Regions from separate parts of the Mus musculus genome. Here region 2 is linked to region 1. Evidence: chromatin contacts called from ENCODE POLR2A ChIA-PET data. All regions are on one chromosome and are shown on one strand. Each heading gives the region's core, a stretch centred on a gene start or an enhancer-like site at or near the end of the contact. The rest is flanking DNA. Distances are from core to core; before and after follow the strand shown.

Region 1 (3,463 bases), core at 250-2,749:
GCCTGGTTTTTGTTCACATGCCAGTGCTAGGATCATAAACAACAGAGCACATTTTCTAAACATCAGCCCTGGAGAAGGTGGCTTGGGCTGGGGGCACTATCTGTGCTTAAGGGTTTGTTTTTAAAAATTGCAAGTAAAAGAACAGGAGGAGGGGCTGGAGAGATGGCTGAGTGGTTAAGAGCCCCGGCTGCTCTTCCATAAAACCTGGGAAGAATTCCCAGTACCCACATGGAAGCTCACAACTGTCTGTAACATCAGTTCCAGGGAATATGACATCCTCACGCTGACATACATGCAAACAGAAACACCACTGCGCATGACATTAAAGAATAAAAAAATCACCATCATCAACAACAACACAAACAAACCTAAAAAATACTGTTTAGGGCAAAAAAACCCCAGGAAGAATGAGAGCGACAGTGGCACTTTGTTAAGAACACTTTTTCTGTCATAGCAGAAATTTACAAGAAGTCAATAACTTTGGAAGTTAAAGAAGGCTTCCTATGATTGGCTCAAACAATGCTAGCTGGGCCTCATTAATCCCAACACTGGGTTTATTTAGAGAAATGTAAGCTCTGTGGATCCGCATTTTAGTCTCTCCAAAAGTTACAAGCAAAACTATGTACTTAAAAGTTGTTAAAAAAAAAACAAACAAACAAAACAAAAACTAAAATGAAGAAATACATTTTACAAAGTAAATTAGAATGGATGCCTTTCCGGAAATTCAAAAAATTATTCTGCTTCATCTCACCCTAAGCCTTCAGCAGTCTGCAAAAGTTGTATTTATGGACACACCAAAGAGATTTCTCCCCACGTAGCACTAACAAGTACATATCCATATGCATTTGTTAAGCACAGCCACTTTTTCTTTATCGTTTGTCAGACCTGTTTATACAAATGAGATCAAAACCAGATTCAACCACCGACTTAAAATTAGTCAGTTGCTGTGTTTAACAAATTCTGGAACAACACTACGCAATCTTGCAAAAACATCACGGGAACACTATCTGGGATAGAATAAGATAAATAATAAATACGCTTAAGAGTGTTTTCCAGTGTTCGTTGTTACAAAATCATAACCTCTCAAGCCACAAACAACGAGATTGTATAACGTCGCCACGGACGTTTTATAAGTAGGGGGGCAAAAAAGAAAAAAAAAAAAAAAAAAGAGGCGGAGAAACTCAGCAAAACACGGTGGCGACGGGAGTCGGGGGAGGGGTGCGCAAGAGGGGGCGGAGAAACCTGACACCCAGGCGGTGATATCACCGGCAGCCGACAGCTCGGAATTCAGAAAGTTAAGTGTCACCCAGCAATTTGGGTCCCGGCTGGAGCGTCCGCACGGCGCGCCTGCACCTCGCTGGGAAGCCGGGAGGGGGAAGGGCGGGTGGCTGAGTTCGCCCAGGGGCAGGGTAGCCTGGTGGGGAGCGGCGTGCTCTACCTAGCCATGATTTCATCTTTTTTTTTTTTTTTTTTTTTTTTTTTTTTTTTACCCCGGAGGAGCGGCCAGGGCCGCCATGTGCCTGGTGTGCGGCCGGGTGCGTTGCGATGGGAGACCCACCTAGACCCGGCCCTGGTGGCCATGGGACGCAGCGACTCAGTCAGGAAAAGGGCAGGCGGTCGGAGAGGGGAAGTCGAGGTGGCTGAAACAACGCTGCCCCGCGGAGATCGCGGGCCTCAAGGGACTGCCCTCCCATCCTCCATCCCCGCAAGGACTAAGGCCAAGGTGCTAGGCAGCGTCGCAACTCCCAGGGAGGATGCTGCCGAGGCCAGGCGGGATGCAGGGGCCCAGCTTTCCCAGGGCGGCGGACCCCGCGGGGCCCCATTCCCCGCCCCTGCCCCGCCGCGCCCCGCACGCTCCCGGCGGCGTGGCGTAGGCAGTGCAGCCCCCGCCTGAGCCGAGCGACCCGCCATCCGCTTAGGGACCGCGGCGGCCTTCGGCTCGGCCCGGCGCGCGTCGCAGACCGCCACTCTTTTGGCGCTTTCCGCCCCAGGCGCCTGTCCCCACCCCAGAGTCCTGGAGAAAAGCTTGTACCTTCCACGGCTTCCTCCACCACCTCATCGTCGCTATCCATGGCGGCTGAGACCCTACCCAGCCCGGGGCCGTGCGGCCGGCTCCCGTCCCTCTGGGTGCTCCTGGTGGCTGAGCGAGCGCTGGAGCTAAGCCCTGCGAGTTTGGAGGAGGGGGAGGAGGGGGAGGAAGAGGAGGAGCAGTCGGGGCGGCTCGCGCTGCCTCCCCCTACAGTCCTTTCAATTCCTCCGCCAGCCGCGGCAGCCGCAGCCGCCGCCCCCTCTCCTCTCGTCCCCGGTCCCGGAGGCTCTGGGGTGCTGCCGCCACTGCAACTTTCTCCTGTGATACCCCCTCTTTGTTATGGAGCAGCTGATCCGCTGACATCACCCGGCGCCGGTGCGCTCCCTCCCTCGTTGATTGACAGTTCCCTGTCCTTTCCCAGAAGTGAGGATCCTTAGAACCCAAGGTGCTCCGGAGCTGCGCCGCCTCTTAAGACCAGGCAGTGGGCAGACCAGGCGGCGTTTACCTTTTGGCTTGGTTCACTGTTCGCCAGCCACGCGGTCCAGGTCGCCGCCGGCTGTTCGCTAGCGCCGGGGGCCTCGAGGGTACCCGCCTGGGGTGGGTGAGGGGCTCAGAGCACCTGATACCCCACGATGTGCCACCAGGGACTTGGAAGTGCGTCATGCTGGGTGTTCCTACCACTATCTCACTCCTGGACAGCTGGAGCGCACTCGGAACTAAGGAAGCCTTTGGTTCCTGAGCTTCTACTTCCTCTTGCCCTCGAGCCCCACTTCACTCGGCTCGCTACTGCCCAGAGTTGCAAAGTGCGGCGGGCCCAGGAGCGCAGGTGCCCCGTCCCCCTTCCACTGCCCAGCGCTGCCTCCACAAGCCAGTTCCCTCGACTCCAGGGGGCGTCCTGCGTCCTGGATTCCTCCCGACTGAACGTCCTACCCAGGAGTCCCCAGTCTCCATCTTCTTTCGCATCTCCAGGCCCCTAGAGAGATCCAGGAATTCAGCAAACCCAAATGGCAGCAGGCTGGTAATCAGGCCGCACCCGAGCTTTGGCCGATTCCTTCTCCTTGTCTTGAAGATGGAGCCACCAAGCGGAGAGCCGGAGCCAGGACCCTGTGTCTAGCGCTCCTCCTTCTCTCGCCTCCGGTCCTGTATTTGTGATGTCCCTAGATGTTTCTTTAGTTTCTCCAAGTGCCAACCACTTCACAGACTCAGGCATCTTTGAGGGAAGAAAACTCCCTTCCCAGCCCAGCCACTTAAAGAGTGTCATTATGTCCTCTTACAGGTGGCAGCAAAGGATCTCTTTAAATAGCGGGTTAAATGCATGCGCATGTACCCAATGTACTGTGGAATTACCCGGTGCTGGTCTGGCCTTCTGCCAAGAACAGTCATCGTGGCGGGTGGGAAGGATGGGGCAGGAACCAAAGAAAGTTGTTCCTTTTC
Region 2 (3,654 bases), core at 338-2,837, 52 kb after region 1:
TGTACTGAAAGTGTGAGCTGAAAATAAACTTTCCTCCTCGTAAGGTGATCTCTTGCCCCAAATGGGGCATCTATATCAACCCCAGGACCTCATAGGCTCCTCAAGAGGAGCCATAAATACTATAAAAGAATGGTGTGTGTGTGCGTGCATGTGTGTGCATGTGCGTGCGTGCCTATGTGCATGCCTCTGTGTGTGCGTGTGTGTATGTTGTATGTGTGTGAGTATATATGTGTGTGTGTGAGTGTGTGTGTGTGAGTGTGTGTGTGTATGTGGTGTGTGTGAGTGTGTGTGTATGTGGTGTGTGTGTGTGAGTGTGTGTGTGTGTGTGTATGTGGTGTGTGTGTGTGAGTGTGTGTGTGAGTGTGTATGTGGTATGTGTGTGTGTATATGTGGTGTGTGTGTGTGTATGTGGTGTGTGTGTGAGTGTGTGTGTGTATATGTATGTGGTGTGTGTATATGTATGTGGTGTGTGTGTGAGTGTGTGTGTGTGTATGTGGTGTGTGTGAGTGTGTGTGTGTGTGAGTGTGTGTGTGTGTATGTGGTGTGTGTGTGTGTGTGTGTGTGTGTGTGTGTGTGTGTGTAGGGGGTGCTGGGAATGCTGGTTTCTGAACACAATGTGGTTGTTGCCCTAGTGGACTCTCAGTGGTCTGGGGGTCAGGAGGAGGATTGTTACCTGAGCAGAGCACAAGCTCAGCCCGAAGTCCGTGGTAGATGGGGTGGATGATGGTCTTCAGGACCCACCCCTTTCTGAGGAGCTCCTGGCAGGTGATAGTTCCCAGGGGAAGGAGAGTCATTGTTTTCAGTGATGTGACCACGGGTGGGATTCCTGTGTCCTGGTGGATGGGACTGCACTCACTGGACTTAATGAGTTATGTTTTTAAAAAGACATGAAGTTGGGAAGTGGACATGTTGGGGGAATTCAGGGGCAACTGGAGGAGGAATGAGGCACACATATGATCATAGTTCATGGTAGACATGTTTGTAATTCTGAAGAATAAAGTTTTGTTTTCCTTTTCTTTTTTTTTTCTTTTTTTTCTTTTTAGACTTCAAGACAAGGTCTTTGTGTAGCTCTGGCTGTCTTGGAACTCACTCTATAGACCAGGCTGTACTCAAACTCAGAGACCCACCTGTCTCCTGCCTCCCACGTACTAGGATTAAAGGTATGCACCAACATACCTTGTTGTTTTTAAAGTTTATTATTTTGGGTATTTTGCGGCAACAATGCTGAGGTTATTAACACAGCATTTTAAAGCTTCTCTTACGATCCATCGTCTGACTACCCCATGCCCCTTTCCCTGTCTATAGCTTAGGGACATTTTAGAATTCACCAATTCACCAAATTCTTGGCTGATGGCCACCCATTTTCAGTGGCGGAAGAGAAGAGGAGGAGAACAGGTATCCAGAGGGAAAAGGTCTTTTGGGAAACGTGTGTCTAAAATGGAGTTAAGAGAATTGGCCACTGACTGGATCTGAGAGGGACAAGAGAGCAAGGCTTTGGCAATCACTCCCATTTAAGGTCTGTGCTGAACAAGTGGATACTGAAAGCTTTGCCGGCACAAGGAGGCAGCACTGAAGCTGAGCCTCAGCAAGGGTTAGCCAAGGACGCGGACTGGAGGGCTGAGCTGGGAGGAGGGGCTGAGCAGGAGCCAGTCTGGGGCATGATGGGGCCGAACAGGATGACTTTGCAGGAGCGGCTCCAGGGGAGGTGTCTGGGTGCAGGCTGCTGTCTGAAGCCAAAAGGAAGCTGTAGACAGGGAGAGGGGCAATGGGCTGGTCAGACTTTGGGTAGTAAGAGAAGCTCAGAGCATAAAGAAGCTTGGCTCGTGAGAGTTTAAAGAATAAAGTGGAGCAAGAGGCCAGACAGAGCTTCAGGGAAAAAATGCGAAAGAATCCATTGTAGGAGAGAGACAGAGACATACAGAAAGACAGTCAGATAGGCAGAGAGATGGGGAGAGAAGGAGAGAAAGAAGGAAAGGGAGAGGAAGAGGGAGACAGAGAGACAGAAAGACACAGAGAGATAGAGACAGATAGACACACATACATACACACACAGACTATTAAGACCAAGATGGGGCACGTGTTACAGAAAGAGGGCAGGGAATCATTTGTAGTTGAACAGGTTGCCTGTGGGTAAGACACAGTGTTCATTATAGAGCTTCATCCAGGTAGCAGTGGCTCTGGTGACAGCCATTTTGGCATCCACCCTGGCCTGCAGTTGGGGAGGGGGAAGCTGGGGAGAGAAGATAACTGAACAGGAGGAAGAAGGAGGTGCTGGGCATAGGGGAGAATGGAGGAGTGAGGGAGCATTTTGATTTTCTCTCTCTCTCTCTCTCTCTCTCTCTCTCTCTCTCTGTGTGTGTGTGTGTGTGTGTGTGTGTGTGACACACACATGAAGGTCCAAGGTTGCTGTCATGTGTTATCCTCAGCAGCCCCTCACCTTTGTTTCTGAGACAACCTCTCTCACCTCTTGCTGACCCTGGAGCTCACTGGTTCGGCTAGTTTGCAGACTGGCCAGCAAACCCCGGGTCTTTGTCTCCCGCTCCCCCAGTGCTGGGATCATAGGAATATGTAGCTGTGCTCAGCTTCTCCGTGGTGCCGCGATCAAACTGAAGTCCTCATGCTTGTGTATCAGGCTCTCTCCTGGCTGAGCCGTTTCCCCAGCCTCTGACTTTACTTTCAAGGCAGTCTCTTATCAGCCTCTCTCATTACTGTGGCAAAATATATGAGAAGATATGGCTTAAGGGAAGAATCTAGGTCATGGTTTTATTGACTTCAGTCCACTGTTTTTGCTTCCATTGATCACGGTAATGGGCGCATATGGAGGAGCCTGCTCACTTTATGATGGTTAAGAAGTGGATATTAAAGAAGGGACCAGGGACCTTCAGAGGTGTACCCCTAATGACCTGTTCCCTTCAGCTAGGCCCCGTTCTCCTAAAAGTCCTTCCACCTTCCTAGCTGGCATCACTGGCTGGGGACTTGAGGCTGTGGGGGAACTTGGCCATAGCCAAGGAAACCAAGGAGTAAAATGAAACATGCTTAATGATGATGGGGAGAGTCTATAGGAAAAAGGAGACTGCAGACAGCAGTAGTGGCTAATCCCACCACAGGAAGGCAAAGGAGAAGGGATCTAGAGTCCCCAGCACGAAATGATGGGAGGGACAAAGTTTATTTTAAGAGGTGGAGGAGAAGGGGGAAGCTGGCAGGGGTGCAGATTTGGTGTGGGATTGTCACTGGTATCCTCTTCTAAGTAAAGTCATCGGGGCCATCTCCTGAGGGGGGATTGGCACAACAGAGCTGCAGGGTGGGCACAGGGTCAAGGGAGAACCAACTCCAGAAACCAGGGAAGGCTGCGGAGGTCAAAGATGATGTCTGAGGAGTTACTGGATGCCGGTCAGTCAGAAGGTAAGAGGCTACAGGCCTGCCTGTGATTTCAGAGAGGTGACAATCTGCTGTGACAAGGTCAAGGGTGTGTCCCTGAGGGCAGGCTTCTGAAGGAGAGAGAAAAATAGAGCTTCGAGGTGACACTGGTGGACAAGGAGGTCTAAGACTCAGATAGGACTCAGGAACTAGAGTTCAAATGGAAAACCTTCCAGGAAAGCCAGGAGCTCACATAGGTGGAAAACCCCACCCCTAAGCCCACCTTCAGTAACCTAG

Evidence for each region. ChIA-PET counts read pairs that join two places held with the same protein, here RNA polymerase II (POLR2A).
Region 2: POLR2A ChIA-PET joins it to region 1 with 13 read pairs in embryonic stem cell. The contact joins the enhancer-like site here to the promoter of 5031434O11Rik in region 1. POLR2A ChIA-PET finds 5 or more read pairs at or near these places in 3 of 5 experiments (Patski and embryonic stem cell).

What each region holds. Positions count from the first base shown.
Region 1 is chr3:51,558,486-51,561,948 of GRCm38, forward strand. 5031434O11Rik (RIKEN cDNA 5031434O11 gene) reads left to right here and starts at 1,500. Exons shown (of 5, transcript NR_160686.1): 1 at 1,500-1,723; 2 at 2,264-2,404. It overlaps Setd7 (SET domain containing (lysine methyltransferase) 7), which reads right to left and starts at 2,338. Exons shown (of 8, transcript NM_080793.5): 1 at 2,033-2,338. The coding sequence starts at 2,072.
Region 2 is chr3:51,610,509-51,614,162 of GRCm38, forward strand. No RefSeq gene overlaps it. Among named protein-coding and RNA genes, the nearest start is that of Mgst2, 49 kb to the right of the region's middle. Within about 2 kb of position 1,588, at least 1 of the 3 ENCODE cell types and tissues checked has a DNase peak (open chromatin) inside an H3K27ac peak, as active enhancers do.